Linked DNA regions of Homo sapiens: region 2 is linked to region 1. The links are chromatin contacts, found by Hi-C or POLR2A ChIA-PET in ENCODE. All regions are on one chromosome and are shown on one strand. The core of a region is the stretch at or near the end of the contact, and the rest is flanking DNA. Distances in the headings are between cores, read along the strand shown.

Region 1 (5,692 bases), core at 1,014-3,513:
AAATATAGTTTTATGTTTTTAATTAAAATCCCATATGTGTTTCCCCATCAGATAAAATATGCCTGTCATTTAACCTATGTACTCACATGGAAAAATGTCTGGGGTGGAGTTCTTTTTTTTTTCTTTTTTTTTTTGAGACGGAGTCTCACTCCGTCGCCCAGGCTGGAGTGCAGTGGTGCCATCTCGGCTCACTGCAAGCTCCGCCTCCCGGGTTCACGCCATTCTCCTGCCTCAGCCTCCTGAGTAGCTGGGACTACAGGCGCCCTCCACCATGCCCGGCTAATTTTTTGTATTTTTAGTAGAGACCGGGTTTCATCGTGTTAGCTAGGATGGTCTCGATCTCTTGACCTCCTGATCCATCCACCTGACCTCCGGATCCGTCCGCCTCCGCCTCCCAAAGTGCTGGGATTACAGTCATGAGCCACCTCCCCGGCCCTATTTTATATTTCTTCACAAAATAATAATGCTGTATGCAAAGCTGCCAAAAGGTTTATACTTTTCGTTTGTTTTTGAGACAATCTTGCTCTGTTGCCCAGGCTGGAGTGCAGTGGTGCAATAACAGCTCACTGCAACCTCCACCTCAAGCCATCCTCCCACCTCTGCCTCCAGAGTATCTGGGGTTGGAGGTAAAAGCCACCACGCCCCGCTAATTAATTTTTTTCTTTTTTTGGTAGAGACGGGTCTCGCTACGTTGCCCAGGCTGGTCTTGAACGTCTGAGCTCAAGCGAGCCTCCCACCTCGGTCCCCAAAGTGCTGGGATTATAGGTGTGAGCCACTGTGCCCAGCTTGTAGCATCGTTTATAGACAACAAAACCTGGCAGCAACCGGCCAGGCGCGGTGGTTCACGCCTGTAATCCCAGCACTTTGGGAGGTAGAGCGGACGGATCACCTGAGGTCAGGAGTTCAAGACCAGCCTTGCCAAGATGGTGAAACCGCGTCTCTACTCAAAATACAAAAATTAACCCGGGCGTGGTGGCGGACGCCTGTAATTCTAGATACTCGGAGGCTGAGGCCGAGAATCGCTTGAATCCGGGAGGCGGAAGGTTGCAGTGAGCCGAGATCGCGCCATTGCACTCCAGCCTGGGCGACAGAGCGAGACTCTGTCTCAAAAAAACAAACCAACCTGGTAGCTACCTAACACCCAACAATGGCTGAATGGTTAGACAAATTATTATACTGTCATTAGAATAATCATATTTATGTACCGATACAGAAACTGATATATATTAAATAAAAAGGAAATTTCGTATATTGTAATTGGAAACATGTAAAAGTATGTATACATTATGGGAAAACACCTAAAATACTAATAATTAGGTGAGGGTTGTGGAATTGAGTCACTTTAAAAAATATTTTTTTCCAAAAAAAATAAAATAACTTTTTCCTATTTTTCAAGCTTGTAATTTTGTTGTTGTTTCTTTTTTTTTTTTTTTTTGAGACGGAGTCTCGCTCTGTCGCCCAGGCTCGAGTGCAGTTGTGTGATCTCCGCTCACTGCAAGCTCTGCCTCCCGGGTTCACACCCTTCTCCTGGCTCAGCCTCCCGAGTAGCTGGGACTACAGGCCTCCGCCACGACGCCCAGCTAATTTTTTGTATTTTTAGTAGAGACGGGGTTTCACTGTGTTAGCCAGGATGGTCTCGATCTCCTGACCTTGTGATCCACCCGCCTCGGCCTCCCGAAGTGCTGGGATTACAGGCGTGAGCCACCGCGCCCGGCTTGTTGTAGTTTATTAAAACGAGGAAACTAGACTATGGGATCACAAGCCCAGAGCCCCATGTAGCTGACTCTAGCGCCAAGGGCGGAAGAGAAACGCCCAGCGCCAGGGCTCTCCTTCGATCTCTGCAGCGGCGCGCCGGGCTTCGCGCTCCGGTGAGTTGGGCCGGCCTCCGCTGGAGGCTCTTCGGGGACCGCTGCCCGCCGGTGCGTCCTGCCGCGCTCCGCTGCCCGGATATTGCAGAGGACACCACTCAGAAAGTATGCGTGTTTCTCCGCGCTGGAAACTTAACCAGGAGTCCTGCATTTCCATTTGCGAAATCCGGGAACCCCCGCCCCACCCAGCGCCTCACCGGCCCCTCACTGCCGCCGCGTCCGGCGCCACTGCTGTCCCCGCAGCCTAAGGCGCCGGTCCCTGGCACCCCCGTCCCGCCCCCGCCCCTCTTCCTGCTCCTCCCCCACCCGTCCCCCTCCCCTCCCCCGCCCGCGCCTCCCGGTCACCCCCCATCCCGCCCCGCGGGGCGCGGCGCGCAGGCGCAGGCTCGGAGGGCGGGCGCGGGCGGAATGGGGACTGCAGCTGCGGCAGCGGCGGCGGCGGCGGCGGCGGCGGCCGGGGAGGGGGCGCGTAGCCCGAGCCCCGCCGCCGTGTCGCTCGGCCTGGGCGTGGCCGTCGTGTCGAGCCTGGTGAACGGGTCCACGTTCGTGCTACAGAAGAAGGGCATCGTGCGTGCCAAGCGGCGAGGTAGGGCGGGCGGCAGGCGGCAGGCGGCGGGCGGGTGGGGGAGGCGGGCGGCGGAGAAGGCGGTCGCAGGTGGGGGCGCCCGGGTCGGGGCAGGGGACGGGGTCGGGGCCCGGGCCCAGGTTGGGGGAAGGCTGCGCGGGCGGGTGCTCCCCGCGGCGTGCCCAGGCTGCCGCCGCGTCCTGGCGCTCGGGCCCGGGAGCGGCCCAGGAATCACAGGTGCGTCCTGAGCGTCCGGCGCTTCGCCGACGCCACGGCTTTTCTCCGTTCTCAGCGGCTGGAGCGGCTTGCTTTGGTGTGCGGGCTTCCCCGGCTGACTTTTTCCCTCGGTCCAAGACCTGCCCCGCGCCGCCCGGCAGCCCTCGCCGTGGCCCGCAACCCGCGGCCGGGAGCCTCCTGCGGACGCGGTGCTGGGGTGCTCGAGCCCAGCGCCCGCCTGGAAGCGCCGCTTCAGCCGATGCGCGGCCCGCTCCTAGGGTACGCTCGGTAGAGCAAGACCTGGGATTTCCAGTCCCCCGCAGGGGCCTCGCTGGTGCAAAAGGAAGACCCGGGCGGGCTCTCAGGGCTGTGCGTTCCTGGGGTGCTCTTACGGAGCCCGCTGCGCCTTAGACCTGCACCAAATGAATACAAGTGATCTTCAGTTTGGAGAACACGCGCGGCAGATCCAAAACCAAGCCCTGGACGGGCCAAGGCCACTTCCCAGGTGGATGTGCCGCAGCACCGCACTCCGTAGTGCTCTGCGGGGTAGAGCTCTCTGTCAGTGTCGTTTGTGCTGGGAGGCCCCGGACGGGACCGGTTTGCCAATGCAGGATATGGCAGGCTGTGAAACAGTCCGTTTCCATTGCTTCCAGAGGGACTGAGAAAGTCTTGTGGTTCTTGGCCATACTCTTAGAAGAAGAATATTAAGAGCTCTCTGGGAAGGATGTGGCCCCCGACTCTTGGGTTGTGAGAGAAAGTGAACTCGTAATTTACATGGCGGAATGCAGGTGAAACTTTCTCTGAGTGAGCCAGGCGTTGGCTTCAGAGAAGAGATAAAGGGCCCGACAGTCTCGAATGAAAATATAAAATCATGGATAATTTAAGGAATTTAGCTTTAAAGTGAAAGCATAGTGGTCTCCCATACAATTTAAATAGAATTAAATAAAACCAAGTATGATTTTCCAAGGATGCAGATGTGTCTGTCTCTAAGGCACACAGATACACACACACCGCAGCCACACTTCAGGGAGCATCTGTCCGTGTGACAGGCCCCAGGACTGGGTGAGATGGTCAACGCGCGTGACCTTATAAATAGGATGGCCTGAGAAAGCACCTCACCTCCCCAATCCACGGCCCTAGCGTAAGCATGAGGAAAACACCACACAAACCGGAGTAGAAGAACATCTTGCGGCCGGGCGCGGTGGCTGGTGCCTGTAGTCCCAGCACTTTGGGAGGCCGAGGCGGGCGGGTCACAAGGTCAGGAGATCTAGACCATCCTGGCTAACACGACGAAACCCCATCTCTACTAAAAATACAAAAAATTATCCCGGTGTGGTGGCACGCACCTGTAGTACCAGCTACTCGAGAGGCTGAGGCAGGAGAGTCTCTTGAACCCGGGAGACAGAGGTTGCAGTGAGCCGGGATCCGCCACTGCACTCAGCCTGGGCGGCAGAGCAAGACTCCATCTCAAAAAAAAAAAAAAAAATCTTGCAGTACACCTGACCAGTCCTCTGTGAAGGTCATGGAATCTGAAAGCACGTCACAACCAGGAGGAGCCTAAGAACACGTGAACACCAGATGTAAGACATTAGGGAAAAACGAAGGAAAGCTGAATACCAGCTTTAGTTAGTTTTCTAAAAAGTTGAGGAAAACTGTGTTATTTCAACCCAGGTCATGTGGCTCAAAGGAATTGGTGAATAGGAAAATAAACAAGCGAGTAGCCTTTTAAAAAAAACATGATAAGCTGGGTGCAGTGGCTCACACCTGTAATCCCAGCTACTCGGGAGGCTGAGGCAGGAGAATTGCTTGAACCCAGGAGGGGGAGGTTGCAGTGAGCCAAAATTGTGCCATTGCACTCCAGCCCGAGCGAGAAGAACAAGGCTCTGTCTTAAAAAAAAAAAAAAAAAAGATAAATGCTGTTTCTTATACCTATATACTATGCTTTCATTCATTTATTTATTTTTTATTATGATTTTTTTTTGAGACGGAGTTTCGCTCTTGTTGCCCAGGCTGGAGTGCAATGGCGCGATCTTGGCTCACTGAACCTCTGCCTCCCGGGTTCAAGCGATTCGCCTGCCACAGCCTCCCGAGCTGGGATTACAGGCGCGTGCCACCATATCTGGCTAATTTTGTGCTTTTACTGGAGATGGGGTTTCATCATGTTGGCCAGGATGGTCCCGAACTCCAGACCTCAGGTGATCTGCCCACCTCAGTCTCCCAAAATGCTGGGATTACAGGCGTGAGCCACCAACACTCGGCCTATATTATGGTTTTAAATTGATCAAAGTGAACTTGTGATTTTCATTATTTATTTTAAGCCCCAGACATTGCATGGTGTTAGGCTTTAGCTCTATGACTCTTCAGAGCCTCCCGTCCAGGAGGCCATTAGCACCTCAGTTCTTCCCGGTCTGGACCCAAGGTCCTTTCCATCCCTGTGAGCCACCCATCAAGGTGAGCTGAGAGACCAGCCGGCGGGGCAGAGTCACTTACGGCTGAGAGGAATTGTTTTGGGATTTGGTTAGTAAGTAGGAGAGAAAAGGAGAAGAAAACTTGTATGGGGGTTGAGCACCTCCCGCCGAAGAAGGCGAGGGAGGCATGGAGGTGTCTTACACTAGGGAACATTTCCGAGTCATGTGGCACCAAAGTATGTTACCAGTGGGGAATCCATGTGGGACTGCAACAACCTCAATTCTTGCTTCCTCAGAAGAAAGAATTTGGCTGAGGGGCACAAAGCAGAAGGAGACCTAGGCAAGGTTTAGAGCAGGAATGAAAGTTTTTTTTTGGAGATGGAGTCTAGCTCTGTCACCCAGGCTGGAGTGCAGTGGCGCGATCTTGGCTCATTGCAGCCCCCGCCTCCTAGGCTCAAGCAATTCTCCTGTCTTAGGCTCCTGAGTAGCTGGGATTACAGGTACACGCTACCATGTCCAGCTAATTTTTGTATTTTAGCAGAGACGGGGTTTCACCATGTTGGCCAGGCTGGTATTGAACTCCTGACCTCAGATGATCTGCCCACCTTGGCCTCCCAAAGTGGTGGGATTACAGG
Region 2 (5,572 bases), core at 1,540-4,039, 190 kb after region 1:
CCAGCACGTTGGGAGGCCGAGGTGGGTGGATCACCTGAGGTCAGGAGTTTGAGACCAGCCTGGCCAACATGGCAAAACCCTGTCTCTACTAAAAATACAAAAATTAGCTGGGTGTGGTGGCAGGCGCCTGTAATCCCAGCTACTCGGAAGGCTGGGGCAGGAGAATTGCTTGAACCCAGGAGGTGGAAGTTGCAGTGAGCCGAGATCACACCATTGCACTCCAGCCTGGGCAACAAGAGCAAAACCCTGTCTCACAAAAAATAAAATAAAATAACATAACATAAAAGAAAAGAAAACAAAGGAGGGAGGGAGATGTTAGCTATTATTTAAACCCAAAGTCACCTTTAGCATTATAAACTTGAGTATGTGCACAAAGATACAGACACAAGCATTGACTGTAGTGGTGAAAAACAGTAAATAACTATAATGTCAATCAACAGGAGGCTGATAAAATTATGAAACATCCACACTACAGAATACTATAGTGATTTGGCCGGGCACAGTGGCTCATGCCTGTAATACCAGCACTTTGGGAGGCTGAGGCGGGCAGATCACTTGAGGTCAGGAGTTCAAGACCAGCCTGGGCAACATGGCAAAACCCCGTCTCTACTAAAAAGACAAAAATTAGCCGGGTGTGGTGGTGCGTGCCTGTAATCCCAGCTACTCAGGGGGCTGAGGTGGGAGAACCACCTGAACCCAGGAGGCATAGGTTGTGGCGAGCCGAGTTTGCGTCACTGCACTCCAGTCTGGGCCACAGAGTTAAGACTCTGTCACAAAAAAAAAAAAAAAAAAAAAAAAAAAAAAGGAATACTATACGGTTATTTAAAAGATTGAGGGAAATCTGTGTGTACAGACTATATATATCAACATGTAAAGATTGCTAAGATCTTTAAGTAACCAAACATCATTAAGTGAAAAATGTATGACGATAATATATGCAATATGATCTCACTATGTTATTTAAAAAATTACTTATGCACAGAAAAGACTATTATACTACTTAGAAGTACCGAGGGAATTTCACTTTTAGTATACACGGTTCTATGCTGTTTAATGTTTTTAATGAACTATAGTTTTGTAATTTTTCTCATCACTTTATCATTTTAGTCTCTCTCTCAGGCTGTATCCGAGAGCCACACTTTTCAGACCCTTGTATCTTTACTCTTCAGGGACAAACCAGAGCATAGCTGAATCTCCAACGCCTTATGCTAAGCGAAACAAGCCAGACTCCAAGCCCACATGTGACATTCTGGAATGGGCAAAGCAGGAGGACTGAGGAACAGACAGGCGGCTGCAAGAGCGGGGAGGAGAGAGGCTGCCTTCCTGAGTATCCTGACTGCGGTGGAAGTCACTACAGTCCATGCACCTGCTACAGCTCACTGAACTGAACACCAAAAAGTGAATCTTACTAAAAGTTTAAAATAAATTTAAACACACACACAAACTTAGGGGGTACATTTTCTTTGAGCGCAGCACAGACACCTGTCTTAACGCAGGAAACGTCCTCCGCCACGACTCCAGGGCGCCTCGGTCGCAGTGAGGGCACCGGCACTATATCCCTACTGGCCCTACGAGTGCACACCTGCTACGGCCCGCGCCCACTCACAGCGTGACTCGTTCTTCCAGGCTCCGTGCCTGCAGATCTAGACATCACTTGGAAAACCGCTGGCCACCCGCAGGGAAAAGGCAGCATGCGTGGGGCCCCCGCGGGTCCCGGCCTGGCCGGGACTCTGCCGCCAAGCTGTCAAGCATAGCAATGTGCGCACTGCACCAGGCATCACCGCGGCTCCGACCACGCCTCATTCCGGAGTCCGACGGACGACTGCAAGAAACACCACCGCTCCCGGCGCAGCCACGGTGCCCTCCGCCGCCAGAAAACAAACGCTCCCGAGCCTCAGTCCCCAGCGGCGACCACGCGGCGCTGGGCTCAATCAGCAGCCGCTCCCTGACTGGACTTAATAGCGGAGCTGACACCGTCCAGACGCCCCTCTCAGCTTAAAACACGTTCCATCAACCCCGTTTCCCGATTATTCTTGCACCCTTCTTGTCACACCCACAATGTGCTGCAAATTAAGCTCACGCATTTCAGCCTTAAAATACACAATTCAGATGCTTGTGCGAAACAGTGCTGCCTCCGTAACGATCGCGCCTCCTTAACAAAGCCCAAAACTCCTCTCTCCAAGAATGCCCGGAATGGCTCCGCGGACCAGGCTCCCTCCGCTCCTCACAGGGGCACGAAACAAAAACGGGTTCAGATCTTGCTGCGCGACCTTAGTGCAACATTAACAATCTGCCTGCTCCTTACTTTCCAACAAAAACGTCAAACACTAAGGTATTCCTTCGCCACTGGAGCTGTGCCATGTGCCGGGGCGCGGAATCCGGGATCCGGGGGCGCGAGGCGGTGAACGCGGGGGCGGGGAGCTCGGGGCCGAGGCCGAAAGGCCGGGGGCGCAGGGACCGGGAAGCCAGTGCAGGGAGTGCGGGGACCTGGAGCCCGGGAGGCGCGGGAGCCCGGGGCCGGGACCTGGGGGACGCGGGGACCAGGACGATCCCGGAGGCCGCGCCGCCGGGGAGGCCGCGCCGCCGGGGTTGGGGGGGAGGGGGGGGTCCGTCCCGGCCCCGCCGCCGCCCTGGCCGGCCCAGGTTCCGAGGGGGACCCGGACCCCGCGGAGGCCGCAGGGCAGGCGCGGGCGAGCGGGGTTCCTCACCTGCGTCCGCGGCGGCTTGGGGGTCCTGGGCGGGCCCTGGGAGTTTCCTTGGCCGAGTGAGTCACTCGGGCTGGCCGGGAATGCGCCAGGAAACACTCGGCCTCCTCCCCTTCCTCCCGGGGCGGGGGCTCTCCCGGCTCGGCCTCTTCCTCCCGGCGCTCCTCCCTCCCGGCCGCGGCCCCGGCCGCTCCCTCCTCCTGGCGGGGCATCCCCGGCCGGGCGGCCCCTTTCCCCACGCCAGCCGCCGAAGGTGTCCTCCCAGGCAGAGAGCCCCTGGCTACCTGCCGGCCTGGGTCACCGCAGCCTGCGCGGGACGGCGGGGTCGGAGCGGAGCGGGCGTGGGGTCCTCCTGCGGGTCCGTCCGGTTCGGAGCGCGAAGGAACGGGGTCCGCACCCTGTCCCGGGGCTCCACCGGGTCAGGGCGGGGGTTGGCCTGAGCTGCGGAAGGAGCTCAGGGGGACACCCAGGACGCCCGTGTGGCGCCGCCCCACTTGGCAGGAGGCGCTCACCTGCGCTCGTCGGGAGGGTTCCAGGCGCGGGTCCCAGCTGCAGGTCGGCGCGCAGAGCCCGCTGGGGACCCCCCCGGCCGGCCCCTGCGGCCCCATTGCCTGCGGGAACCAGGGACAAATCCGTGCGCAGACCTGCGGGAACGGCGGACGGAAGAAAACCTGATTTGAGCTCGTGCCAAAAAACAATCTTGAAAGGCCGGTGAAGAAACATACCTCACACGGAAACGCTGAGTGGAGTCAGCTGGTCACAGGCGTGTTTAGGAAAACTGCCCTAAACGCCCCGCTCAGCCGCAGCAACCTCACTCCCCATTCATCCGCGACCCCTGGTTCTTACGGAGAACAGTAAGGATGGGCATCAGATATTCTAGTCTGGTCTCTAGATTATGAAGGTTTGGTTACCCCCGCTTGTGCTCTGCGGTAAGGCAAAAAGCAGCAAATGAATCCTGACCAGCGGATTGAGACAATCTACCAGTTGACTCAATATTCGGATATCACTTTCTCACATTCCTGCAAAACAGGGGCTTTGGATAACATTCTGGTTCCCAGTCCACACATTTTCAAATCAGCAGATTACTCCTTTTCTGTGCCTAGGGTGGAGTCTCAAAATTAGATTCCAAAGGTTTTTACATTGTAGATGACATGATAGAACCCAAATTCAAGTTATACTGTGATAATTTAAAATATTGTAATCCCGGCCGAGCGCAGTGGCTCACGCCTGTAATCGCAGCATTTTGGGAGTCCGAGGCGGGCGGATCACCTGAGGTCAGGCGTTCGAGACCACACTGGCCAACATGGTGAAGACCCCGTCTCTACTAAAAATACAAAAATTAGTCGGGCATGGTGGTGTGGGCTTGTAATCCCAGCTACTCGGGAGGCCGAGGCAGGAGAATCGCTTGAACCCAGGAAGTGGAGGTTGCAGTGAGCCAAGATCGTGTCGCTGCACTCCGGCCTGGGCGACAGAGCAAGACTCCGTCTTAAAATAATAAAATATTGTAATCCCTAGAGCAATTAATAAAAAATAATACAGCTAAAAATCCAAGAAAAGAGATAAAATAGAATACAAAAATATGCTTGATCCAAAAGAAAGCAGGAAGGAAGGAGCAAAAAGCACATAAGGCAAAGACAAAGAGCAAGCAGTTAGACTTCAACCACATTAGTAATCACATTGAATGTAAATGGACTAAACATGTAATCCGTTTACTAACTGTAAATGGATTAAAACACAGAAATTGTCACATTGGATTAAAAACGAGACCCAAATATATTCTGTTTTAAGAAGACATAATTTTGGCCGGGCACAGTGACTCATGCCTGTTAATCCCAGCACTTTCGGAGGCCAACGCGGGTGGATCAACTGAGGTCAGGAGTTCAAGACGAGCCTGACCCACATGGCAAAACCCCGTCTTTACTAAAAATACAAAATTAGCTGGGTGTGGTGGCACATGCCTATAATCCCAGCTACTCAGGAGACTGAGGCAGGAGAATCGCTTGAACCCGGGAGGCAGAGGTTGCAGTTAGCTGAGATTGCGCCATTGAACTCCAGCCTAAGCAACAAGAGTGAAACCTGGTCTCAAAAAAAAAAAAAAAAAAAGACATAATTTAAATATAAGGACACAAAGAGGCTGAAATTAAAAAGATGCAAAAGGACATGCTAATCAGAAAGGTGGAGTGATTATATTAATATCAAAGTAGAATTCAACTCAAGGGGCACTATCAGTGATAAAAAGGACATTTGATAAAAATAAATGGGTCAATTAAGTATGAAAAAATAGGCCGGGCATGGTGGCTCACGCCTGTAATTCCAACACTTTGGGAGGCTGAGGCGGGCAGGTCATCTGAGGTCAGGAGTTCGAGACCAGCCTGGCTAACATACCCTGTTTCTACCAAAAATACAAAAAATTAGCCAGGTCTGGTGGCACATGCCTGTAATCCCAGCTACTCGGGAGGTTGAGGCAGGAGAATCGCTTCAACCTGGGAGGCGAAGGTTGCAGTAATCCCAGCTACTTGGGAGGTTGAGGCAGGAGAATCACTTGAACCCGGGAGGCGGAGGTTACAGTGAGCCAAGGTCGTGCCATTGCACTCTAGCTTGGGCAACAAGAGTGAAACTCCGTCTCAAAAGAAAAGGAAGAAAAAATAACTTTTAGTGCATATATACATCAAATAAGTTTTGAAATATTTAGACAAAGATGGATAGAATCAAAAGAAGAAATAGGCGAATACACACTCATAGAGATTTGAACTTCTCTCTATTAGTAATTGATAGGACAGGCAGACACAAAAAGAAGTAAAGATACAAAATTTTTTTTAAGTAATTAACGTATTATACCTAAATGGCACCTCCACAAAACAGAATAC

What was found. A loop is a pair of places that touch in the nucleus more often than their neighbours do. ChIA-PET counts read pairs that join two places held with the same protein, here RNA polymerase II (POLR2A). Pooled maps may share reads with other maps.
Region 2: a map of gastrocnemius medialis shows a loop between it and region 1 (3-fold over the local background). The contact joins the promoter of CYFIP1 here to the promoter of NIPA1 in region 1. A Hi-C loop is called at or near these places in 3 of 168 maps with a recorded cell type or tissue (chondrocyte, gastrocnemius medialis and heart left ventricle), 2 of 37 single-sample maps with no recorded cell type and 15 of 50 pooled maps. POLR2A ChIA-PET finds 5 or more read pairs at or near these places in 2 of 52 experiments (WTC11 and naive thymus-derived CD4-positive, alpha-beta T cell).

What each region holds. Positions count from the first base shown.
Region 1 is chr15:22,784,381-22,790,072 of GRCh38, forward strand. NIPA1 (NIPA magnesium transporter 1) reads left to right here and starts at 2,264. Exons shown (of 5, transcript NM_144599.5): 1 at 2,264-2,454. The coding sequence starts at 2,277. RefSeq lists silencers at 1,936-2,169, 2,132-2,491, 2,562-2,711, 2,722-2,851 and an enhancer at 3,202-3,311.
Region 2 is chr15:22,977,579-22,983,150 of GRCh38, forward strand. It overlaps CYFIP1 (cytoplasmic FMR1 interacting protein 1), which reads right to left and starts at 2,790. Exons shown (of 31, transcript NM_014608.6): 1 at 2,709-2,790. It also overlaps a transcript of TUBGCP5 not described here. RefSeq lists enhancers at 1,119-2,086, 2,087-3,055.